3 separate regions of the Homo sapiens genome follow, and regions 1 and 2 are each linked to region 3. The links are chromatin contacts, found by Hi-C or POLR2A ChIA-PET in ENCODE. All regions are on one chromosome and are shown on one strand. Each heading gives the region's core, a stretch centred on a gene start or an enhancer-like site at or near the end of the contact. The rest is flanking DNA. Distances are from core to core; before and after follow the strand shown. Region 1 holds the start of TMSB10 (thymosin beta 10). Region 2 has its middle 32 kb from the start of KCMF1. Region 3 holds the start of IMMT (inner membrane mitochondrial protein).

Evidence for each region. A loop is a pair of places that touch in the nucleus more often than their neighbours do. ChIA-PET counts read pairs that join two places held with the same protein, here RNA polymerase II (POLR2A). Pooled maps may share reads with other maps.
Region 1: a loop to region 3 is called in a pooled map, with 5 times the contacts of the local background. The contact joins the promoter of TMSB10 here to the promoter of IMMT in region 3. A Hi-C loop is called at or near these places in 1 of 37 single-sample maps with no recorded cell type and 8 of 50 pooled maps. POLR2A ChIA-PET finds 5 or more read pairs at or near these places in 1 of 52 experiments (naive thymus-derived CD4-positive, alpha-beta T cell).
Region 2: a pooled map shows a loop between it and region 3 (8-fold over the local background). The contact joins the enhancer-like site here to the promoter of IMMT in region 3. A Hi-C loop is called at or near these places in 1 of 37 single-sample maps with no recorded cell type and 3 of 50 pooled maps. POLR2A ChIA-PET finds 5 or more read pairs at or near these places in 1 of 52 experiments (OCI-LY7).

Annotation. Positions count from the first base shown.
Region 1 is chr2:84,904,012-84,907,073 of GRCh38, reverse strand. It overlaps TMSB10 (thymosin beta 10), which reads right to left and starts at 1,418. Exons shown (of 3, transcript NM_021103.4): 1 at 1,356-1,418; 2 at 957-1,071; 3 at 403-685. The coding sequence starts at 1,056. The coding sequence ends at 651. It overlaps LOC105374836 (a long non-coding RNA gene), which reads left to right and starts at 53. Exons shown (of 2, transcript XR_940308.3): 1 at 53-411. RefSeq lists enhancers at 92-151, 1-1,155 and a silencer at 1,122-1,661.
Region 2 is chr2:84,937,796-84,941,129 of GRCh38, reverse strand. No RefSeq gene overlaps it. Among named protein-coding and RNA genes, the nearest start is that of KCMF1, 32 kb to the left of the region's middle. RefSeq lists an enhancer at 1,112-1,621. Within about 2 kb of position 1,334, at least 13 of the 41 ENCODE cell types and tissues checked have a DNase peak (open chromatin) inside an H3K27ac peak, as active enhancers do; they include OCI-LY7, where a contact is called at or near this core.
Region 3 is chr2:86,193,492-86,196,807 of GRCh38, reverse strand. It overlaps IMMT (inner membrane mitochondrial protein), which reads left to right and starts at 1,346. Exons shown (of 15, transcript NM_006839.3): 1 at 1,346-1,470. The coding sequence starts at 1,426. RefSeq lists enhancers at 1,356-1,475, 1,496-1,675, 1,796-1,845.

The DNA.
Region 1 (3,062 bases), core at 169-2,668, 1.3 Mb after region 3:
TGACCTCACCCAATTTCCAACATTCCAGATTGTCTTTTCTTTCTTTAAAATCAGTGTTCCCTTCTGAGTCAGCTAGGAGGAGGCCAGAGGGAAACAGTGGGGCTTTCGAAGCTTATCAAAAGCAAACCTTGCTCTTTTGAAAAAGCATTTTCCAACGCAACCTGGGGACAAAGTGGGGTTAAATTTTACACAGATTGCTTACGAGCAAGAGTTAAGTGGCTAACAAGTCATGAAATCTTACGGAGAAGCAGGTAAAGCCAAAATTAAAAACTCCCTCCGAGTCAGCCCATTCTGCGACCCACCTCCTCCCCTTTGCGGCAGGAACTCTACTCCATCGAGGGGCTTTGCTGCAGTGGCACTGCCCACGCATACTCAACTAAAAGACTCAGACCACGCCAGCCATGCCACGAGGTGTGTTTTATTTTCATTATTCATACAAATAATTTTCTATAATATCCCGGGGCAAACCGGAGAATTTGGCAGTCCGATTGGGGGGGGGTCCCTTCAGAGACCCACAGGCCGGTGGCATCGGCGCGGAGTGCCCAGGTTCACAGTGCAGCTTGTGGCTCGTGTCCATCTTGCAGGTGGCTCTTCCTCCACATCACGACTGGGGTCTCGAAGAGGACGGGGGTAGGAAATCCTCCAGGATCTTAGGAAATTTCACTCCGCTTCTCCTGCTCAATGGCTGTGGAGAGCGGGAAGCGGGCGCTGGAGGGGAGCTGCAACCCCCACCCGCAACCGAGGTGCTTCCCGGTGTGGGCGAGGCACCCACGAGGTGTGGGGATTTAGAAGGAAGCTTGGGGCTGGGGAGAAACAAGGCGCTTTGTGAAACTGAAAGAGTGGCCGGGGCCGCCCACACCGGGGACAACGGCGGGGTGGGGGGTGGAGGAGTGGGTTTGCAAGGAAGAGCAGGGTGAGGGGCTGGGCTGGGGCGCGGGAGACCGAGGCACACTCACTCTCTTTGGTCGGCAGGGTGTTCTTCTCCTGCGTCTCCGTTTTCTTCAGCTTGGCCTTATCGAAGCTGGCGATTTCCCCCATGTCTGGTTTGTCTGCCATTTTCTTAAAACAATCCTAGTGGGCAAACCAAGGCGCTTGACCTGGGCCTGGGGGCCAGCGTCCCCTTCCGCGCTCCCCGCCGACGCCTCTCGACGTGGCACTCGCGCCAAGGCGTGCCGAGCAGCCCCAAGGCCGAGGATCTGGGCGCGTCCCGCACCCCTCTTCTCGGTCCCAGGGCGTGGTCGCCGGCCCCTGCGTCCGGTCCGAGAAGGGCGCCTGTCGCGGTTGCGGCGCGCCCGCCCGGTGCACCGGATCCGACCACACCCTGGGTGGGCCCCCCGCCCCGGCGCCGCACTCACCGTGCAGTCTCGTTCCGAGCCCGAGATCCTGGTGCTCCCACTCGCGTTGCTGCAGCAAGAAACAAAAGAGCGGCGCCCGCCCCTAGCCTTATATACGCCGCGCCCCGCCCCGCCCCTCACCCGCCGCAGCAGGGGCGGTGCTGGCACCCGAGGGGCGGGAGCAGCGCGGGCTGCTCCTCGCCCTGCCGCGCCCCCCGCTGGGCTACCAGCCCGGCTGGGCGCGGCTTCTCCCGCGCCGGGCACCCCCAGCTCGCAGTGTGCCCAGCGTGGGGGCTGTAGTCGCCGCCAGAGTGGGCGCCAGGCCCCCGGCTTTGCTTTTGCGGCTACATTTCCCCCTTTCCGGGAATCTGCTGCTCACCCCGCAGAAAGGATATGGGACCGGCGTGGGAGGGTGTGTGGTTTTGTGCGTGTGCAGATATGATGTGTAGCCGTGGGTGTGGATGTGCGGGCGTGCACGCGCACTCTGCAGCAATCCTCGCTCTAGGAGACGCCCCACCCCAGTCGCCCCCAGGCCTCTTGCTTTTGCTCCTCCAGAGTCCCCTTCCCTCCCCCACTTTTCCTCTCCTTAGGGAGGCTGAGTCCTAAGGTGGTCCTGCACTAAAAGAATTCGAGCCGAGGGTCCCGTAGTGGAGCGGGGGGCGGGGGGGTGTAGGGGGAGGGGGGAATAGGTTTCCAGCGCTCTTTGCTCAGGTTGGGGGCGGTTGCCTTCTGGTCAGTCGTCCCCTGTTCCCTGAACTGGGCGGTTCCAGCAGGATCGTTGGCGTGGCGGGTGTTCCTTAAATGCTGTTAGACGCATTGTGTGAAGGGCTGTGGTGGGAACAGGGCGTCCCGAGAAGGCTCGCAGTTTGCCTTTTCTCGTCGAGCTCCTAGAAACACTGTATCAGCGGGTGCGGTTTTCCTCCTTGAAGTTAACCTTGAGGATAATAGAGACCCACATGCCTACAAACGTTCTTGTTTTTCTTATTAACCCATTGTAGGAGTGGTATACTGCAATTATTCACATCTTTCTTAGAAAAGTTGTATTTTCAGCCTGTGCAACACCGTTAGGTAATAAGTTCCATAAATTACCAGCCCCGGAGTTAAGGCTGGTCATTCTTTTATTTGTCCTGACCTTTCCTTTTTTAAGTGTGAAGTATTACCGAGCTCTTTAAAGTGGGATTTGGTGGTGACATCCTAAATTCGGTCCTGATTTTATTTATTTACTTTTTTTGAGACAGGGTCTCACTCTGTCACCCAGGCTGGAGTGCAGTGGTGTGATCACGGCTTATGGCAGCCTGGACTTCCCCGGTTCAAGTGATTCTTCCACCTCAGCCTCCTGAGCAGTTGGGACTGCGGGCGTGCACCACCACTAGCGGCAAATCTTTTGTGTTCTTTTTGTAGAGACGAGATTTCACCATGTTGCCCAGGCTGGTCTCGAACTTCTGGGCTCAAGCCATCTGCCTGCCTTAACCTCCCAAAGTGCTGGGATTACAAGCCTGAGCACCACTCCCTGCTTCTCCCCTCCTGATTTTACCTGCTTTTCTCACGTTCCTTCAGTTTGGAACAGTGGGAAGAGAGCATAGGCTTGTGTGACCTTGGGCAAATCTTTTCCTTAGTTTCTTCATCTATAAAATAGCCTTGGCATAAACTGAGGTGAGATAAAGAAGAGGCATAGAGTGGATACTTTTTCTTTCTTTTTTTTTTTTTAGCAGGGTCTCTGTGCAGCGG
Region 2 (3,334 bases), core at 85-2,584, 1.3 Mb after region 3:
TCTCTTCTAGGACTGCTTCTTTCCTTGCATGTGTATGAAATTACATTTGTATAAGGTGTTGCATGGCAGCACTGTTGGTAATAACTAAGACTGGAAGTAACCTCTGTGCTCAACATAAATAACAATGATGGTGCAACTGCATAAAGAAATACTATGCAACTATAAAAAAAAGAGGAACCTCTTTAGGTACTGATCTGGATCATTCCAAGATATCCTGATATATGAAAAAGCATGTATCTGAACCCTGTTATATTAATAATATGCTGCCTTTTGTAGGAAAAAAAGGAAAAAAGTATATATATGCATACACACTCATATAATTTGTATATGTATAAACTAGCTCTGGAAGGAAACAAAAGAAACCAGTAGATCCTCTGGGGAAGGGAACTGGGTGTCCCAGAGTGGGAAACTCCACTGTGTATTCTTTTTACCATTGGAATTTTGAACTTATTATGTTTTGTTTATTTATTTACTTATTTATTATTTTTTTGAGACGGAGTCTCGCTCTGTTGCCTAGGCTGGAGTGCAGTGGTGCCATCTCGGCTCACTGCAAGCTCCGCCTCCTGGGTTCAAGTGATTCTTATGCCTCAGCCTCCCAAGTAGCTGGGATTATAGGTGCCTGGCTAATTTTTCTATTTTTAGTAGAGACGGGGTTTCGCCATGTTGCACAGGCTGGGATTTCAGGTATGCGCCACCACACCCTGCTAATTTTTGTATTCTTAGTAGAGACAGGGTTTCACCATGTTGGCCAGGCTGGTCTCAAACTCCTAACTTCAAGTGATCCGCCCACCTAGGCCTCCCAAAGTGCTGAGATTACAGGAGCAAGCCACTGTGCCTGGCCTGATTTTTTAAAGAGCTCCCTCCCCCAGTCTCCCTAGCTGAGATTGGGGGGTGAGGGCAATTTGCATCTCAGGGAAGGTATGCTGGTCTCATTTCATCTCAATGATCCTTTATCTCCTCCACCAGAAAGCCCATCTTTGGTCATTTCTTTCTTCACATTGACTTGGCATAAACTTTTAACGTTATCAACAACTGCTTAGCCTAATATTAGCTTTCATTTCCCTTCTCCTTCCCACAGAAGGCTTTGTGCTTTCACGAACTCCCGGTTTGGTCAGGCTAAGGTTCTGGATTTCAGTCTTGGCTCTAGCGGCCGGCAGCTGTGTGGACACTCTACCATCTCAGTCTTTATTGCTTGACAATTGTAGCTGCTTTCAGCAAAGTTTGTTAAGCTCAGGGGCTGTTCCAATTGTCAGTTCTTCCTCCTCTGGTGGGGAAAGTCCCCTTTAAAGCCACGTGCTTAAAACTGAAACCTGCAGGCCATCACAAAGGCGGGGTCTCCACACCCATCTCAGCTCCACCAACTGCAGGCTCCCAAGTACCTCTTACACCCTTGCTGATGACCGCCCTTGGAGGAAGTTCAAGGCCAAGGTGGCTTGAGAAACCCAGCTCTTGGCAGTTTCTAAATCTAGATTAATTTTCCCTCCAGAGAGGAAATTTTGTTGGTTGCAACCTGGTTGCTGCCATGTGACCAGGCTTGGCCAGTCCAGATCTTCCCCCAGGTAGAAGGATCTGGATAGACTGACGGCAGACAAATAGAGACTGTTCTCAGCAGCCACGGCAGTAGACTGCAGACTGCAGCCTTAAGTAACCACCCCCCACCCCTACCCTCATCCCCTTCACTTTCACCACTACCCTTTCACATCACCACCATCATAATCACTACCCCTGCCGTCACACCAAGGTCACCTTACAACTCCATTTGTCTAGCAGAGACTTCACTGAAAGATTGGGGTAATAACTAAATAACTGCAGAGGATGAACATGGTCATGTATCTGTGTAGCTAAAGGAACAGTCCCAGTGCATCCCATGGATCTGAGGGAGGCCTAAGGAGCTCTACCAGGAACATCCCTTCCCTGCAGACCTGCTGGTGGGTCCGCAGCTCAGCAAACTAGAAAACTGTGGACACGGCTGGGTGAGGTGGCTCATGCCTGTAATCCCAGCACTTTGGGAGGCCGAGGTGGGCGGATCACCTGAGGTCAGGAGTTTGAGACCAGCCTGGCTAACACGGTGAAACCCCCATCTCTACTAAAAATGCAAAAATTAGCTGGGCATGGTGGCGGGCATCCCTACTCAGTAGGCTGAGGCAAAAGAATTGCTTGAACCCGGGAGGAGGAGGTTACAGTGAGCCGAGATTGTGCCATTGCACTCCAGCCTGGGCAACAAGAGTGAAACTCCGTCTCAAAAAAAAAAAAAAAAAAAGAAAAAAATAACTGTGTAGACTCTGACACTGTGGCATAAATATAAATGTACCCTAACATGCATGGGAACTTGTTTCTAACTTAGCATGTAGCGTGATGAAATGAAAAATAAGGTCTGTTATACCACATAAGGGTTCAGTTAAAGTCTTACCTCAGGATGTTTCTCCTCTGGTTTCACTTTTTAAATGAGTAATAAATCACACGTGTCATCTTTATAAGAAACTCCAGGATAGAGTTTTATTATTTTTTTTCTGGTCTTATATAAAAAAGAGTTGTACTTCTTTAGATTCAGGAGTGTGCCTTTTTTTTTTTTTCTTTGAGACAGGGTCTCATTCTGTCTCCCAGGCTGGAGTGCAGTGGTGTGACCACAGCTCATGAGGCATCCTCCCACTTCAGCCTCCTGAGTAGCTGACCACAGGCGTGTGCCACCACACCCTGCTAATTTTTAAAATTTTTTGTAGAGGTGGGGTCTTACTATGTTGCCCAAGCTGGTCTTGAACTCTTGGACTCTCACATGGACCTCCCAAAGTGCTGGGATTACAGGTGTGAGTCACCATGCCCGGCCAAGAGTTTGCCTTTATCACATAGTTATTGTAAACTGCATAACTAATCAGATTTCCCTTTTCACACAGGCTGCTAGGAAACTTTGAGTCAAATATACGGCCCAGCTCTGGCAAGCATTGAATTCTTTAAGCTCTGAATTTTTTTTTTCTTTTTTTCTTTTTTCTTTTTGAGATGGAGTTTCACTCTTGTTGCCCAGGCTGGAGTGCAATGGTGCGATCTCGGCTCACTGCAACCTCTGCCTCCCGGGTTCAAGTGATTTTCCTCCCTCAGCCTCCCAAGTAGCTGGGATTACAGGGGCCCACCACCACGCCCAGCTAATTTTTTGTATTTTTAGTAGAGATGGGGTTACACTATGTTGCCCAGGCTGTTCTCGAACTCCTGACTTCAGGCGATCTACCGGCCTCAGCCTCCCAAAATGCTGGGATTACAGGTGTGAGCCACTGTGTCTGGCTAAACTCTAAATTTTTTTTTTTTTTTTTTTTGAGACGGAGTCTGTCACTCAGGCTGGAGT
Region 3 (3,316 bases), core at 97-2,596:
GAGAGAATACATATTGTAATAAATTACCCAGTTAAGACTTGGAATACTTTGCAAATCCAATAGAAGATAGAAAAGTTAGTTTCCACGATATTGCAATAAGATGCTAATAGTATTAATACGAACATATTAATTCTGGAGTATACATGGAGTATTAATACCATGCTTAATATTTAACGTGTTTTATTTTGATTACAGAATCAATGGAATACTTTTGTTTTTTGAGACAGAGTTTCGCTCTTGTTGCCCAGGCTGGAGTGCAATGGCGTGATCTCGGCTCACTGCAACCTCCGCCTCCCGGGCTCAAGCAATTCTCCTGCCTCAGCCTCCCGAGTAGCTGGGATTACAGGCACCCGCCACCATGCCCAGCTAATTTTTTGTATTTTTAGTAAAGACGGGGTTTCACTATTTTGGCCAGGCTGGTCTCGAATTCCTGACCTCAGGCGATCCACCCGCCTTGGCCTCCCAAAGTGCTGGGATTACAGGCGTGAGTCATAGCTCCTGGCCCTACTTTTCTTTTTAAATTTTTTGTTTGTTTATTTTTCTATATAGAGACGAGGTCTCACTGTGTTGCCCAGCCTGGTATCGAACCTCTGGGCTCAAGCGATCCTCCCGCTTCGGCCTCCCGAAGTACTGGGATTACAAGCGTGAGCCACCGCGCCCTGCCCAGTGGAATACTTTCAACGGTGCTTCTGCATTGACTTCCCATCTTCCAACCCATCCACAAACTGCAGCCAAAATGATGTTACTACAGTAACAACTTGGAGAAAGCAGTGTGGCTTAATCTGGAAGGAGCAGAAGCTGTGGAGTCCAAAGGACCCGTGTTCCTATCCTTGTTGTGCCACTTGACACGTTTAGCACAAGGGTCCCCACAGTGTTAGTTCACCGTCTCCAGCAATCACTATGACTCCCTGGAGGGCTGTCAAACGAAACAAAGGCGCAAACTGAGACAATTCCATTGTTTACGTAACTTTCGCCAAATCGGCTCCTTCCTACGAAATATCCAGCTCATAGAGCAGGCTGAGATGCTTTGTTGCTTTAATTCTCTTTAAGAGTCACAGCTGTCCATTTTCCACGTGCGGCTGAAGAATGGATTTCAGAGCGCTCTCCCTCCGGCAGTGTTCACCTAGTAACCCCTTCCGGATAAGGACCTGCAGCCCGGGCGCGACCCGGAAAGGGAATCCGCCCTTTTCGCCTCCTTCGCGCCAATCGCCTGGAGTTGGCGTTTCCGCAGCCGGGACACAGCCCACCCTCTAAGAGCCGCGGAGTCGGGGACGGTAGAAGGGGCCGCGCGTGCGCAGTGGCGTCCGCTGTGCTTCCGGTGCGCCGGGCGCGGACGCGGGCACGCACACACGCAAGCACGCCTCCACTTAACTCGCGCCGCCGCGGCAGCTCGAGTCCACCAGCAGCGCCGTCCGCTTGACCGAGATGCTGCGGGCCTGTCAGTTATCGGGTGTGACCGCCGCCGCCCAGGTGAGCACTGGGGCTCCCGGAGGCGCGTGAGGAGGCTGAACTAGAACCGTCAGCGAAAAACGGGGGAGCCTTGGTCGCTGCCTAGCCTCCAGGACAAAGGCGAGCCTCAGGGCCACCCTCGTCGGGAGAGGCCCGGGCGGGCAGCTAGGCAGCCACCAGGGAGTTCGCCGGACTGGGATGACTTGAGGTTATTGCAGCAGCGGGGTGGGGTGTGGAGAGTAGCGGGAGGCGCGGCTTCGTGGGCATGTAGTCCAATCAGGGCCGCGCTGCCCCCGTCCAGGACCAATCCTGGCTGCTGGCGTCTGGGTCGCCGGTTGGGCGCGCGATAGGTTTTCAGTGCTGAAGGTCGACGGGCGAGAACTACAGTTCCCGTCAGGACGAGCGGAGCGGCGGCTTGTTGCATCCTTAATAAGGAGGTGCCTGGACTTCTAGCGAGAGTCCACATTTTAGGGGTCAAGGTTGTAATTATCTGGGAGGGAGTGCCTTTCTTTTCGCAGCTGAGAACACTTCTGAGTTATTCTTAATCCAAACAAAAGCGAAAGATTTTCATTTGTGGAGCTGAAACTCCTGGTCTTCAAGGAAAGACAGGAGTCATGACCTTGTGGCTCATTTCTGAGATTAGGGCAGGGATCTGTGTCTCCAGGCGCTGGGACTACTTTGACATTCAAGGAGCCTAAATACCCAGTTACTTCTAGTTTTGCGTAATTGCCAAAGTTACTTTCTAAAATTGAAAATTAAAAAGCCTGTTTCCACTGCTCATGATTTTCAGGAAGTTGATATTTTGGCAAAATGTAGATAGCAAACCAAGTACTGTGACTCAAGCAGTAATTGAACAGAATCCCTAGGAATAGTGAGTTAGAGATCATAAAAGTCAAGCTTTGTTTTTTCAAGTTCGCTTCTCTTCCTATTTGCTGCTAGGTAACAGAAGCAGCCCCTTCCATAGGAAAGTGGAACGAACCTGTGTTAGTTTTCTATTGCTGCGTAACAAATACCACAAATTTAGCAGCTTAAAACAACACCCATGAATGACCTTACGGGTTCTGTAGGATAGAAGTCTGGGCACGGATGATCTGTGTTCTCCGCTCCAGGTCACATAAGGCTGCAAAGTATTAGCCATGCTGTGGTTCTCATTTGGAGATCAGGGTCCTCTTCCAGGCTCATGCAGTTTGTTGGCAGAATTCAGTCCCTTGCAGTTACAGGACTGAAGTACTTCTTTTCTTGCTGCCTCTTGCCAGCCACTGCTCCCAGCTTCTACAGCCTGCCTACAGTTCCTTGCCTCAAGGCCTCTAGAGGCCATTCATAACATTGATGTTTGCTTTCGTGCAGGCTACCAGGAGCTTGCCTCTCTGACTTCCAAATTTCTTTTACTTTGGTCTTTCCTCTCTAGACCCAGATTTAAAAGGCTTATGTGATTAGACCAGGCCCACCTGGATGACCTCCTTTTCAGTTAATTCAGAGTCAACTTTTTGGGATCCCATTTGGGAATTAAGAAAACTAATTAAAACTTGGTAATAAAAAATGAACCCTTTTATAGCTCTGAATCAAGATGTCTAAGCTTCTTGAAATTGCTGTCTTGTAAAATTCTTTGGTTTATTCTCACCATCTCCTTAATTCTGTAGCATTTGACATTGCTGCTTTATGAGGCTCTTTGTACTTTTGGCTTCTCTCAAGTAATATTTTGGGTCCCATCTCTCTTGTTTTCCTTTACTGAGTCTGCTTCTGCTTTGTACCTCGAAATATACACCTTCTCATCTCTTCCTGTCTCTTTATAGACTCTCTAATTTGAGATTACATCAACTCTCAGAACTTTAATCCCCAAGCAGGTGACTCTCTAGCCTCGTCGTAT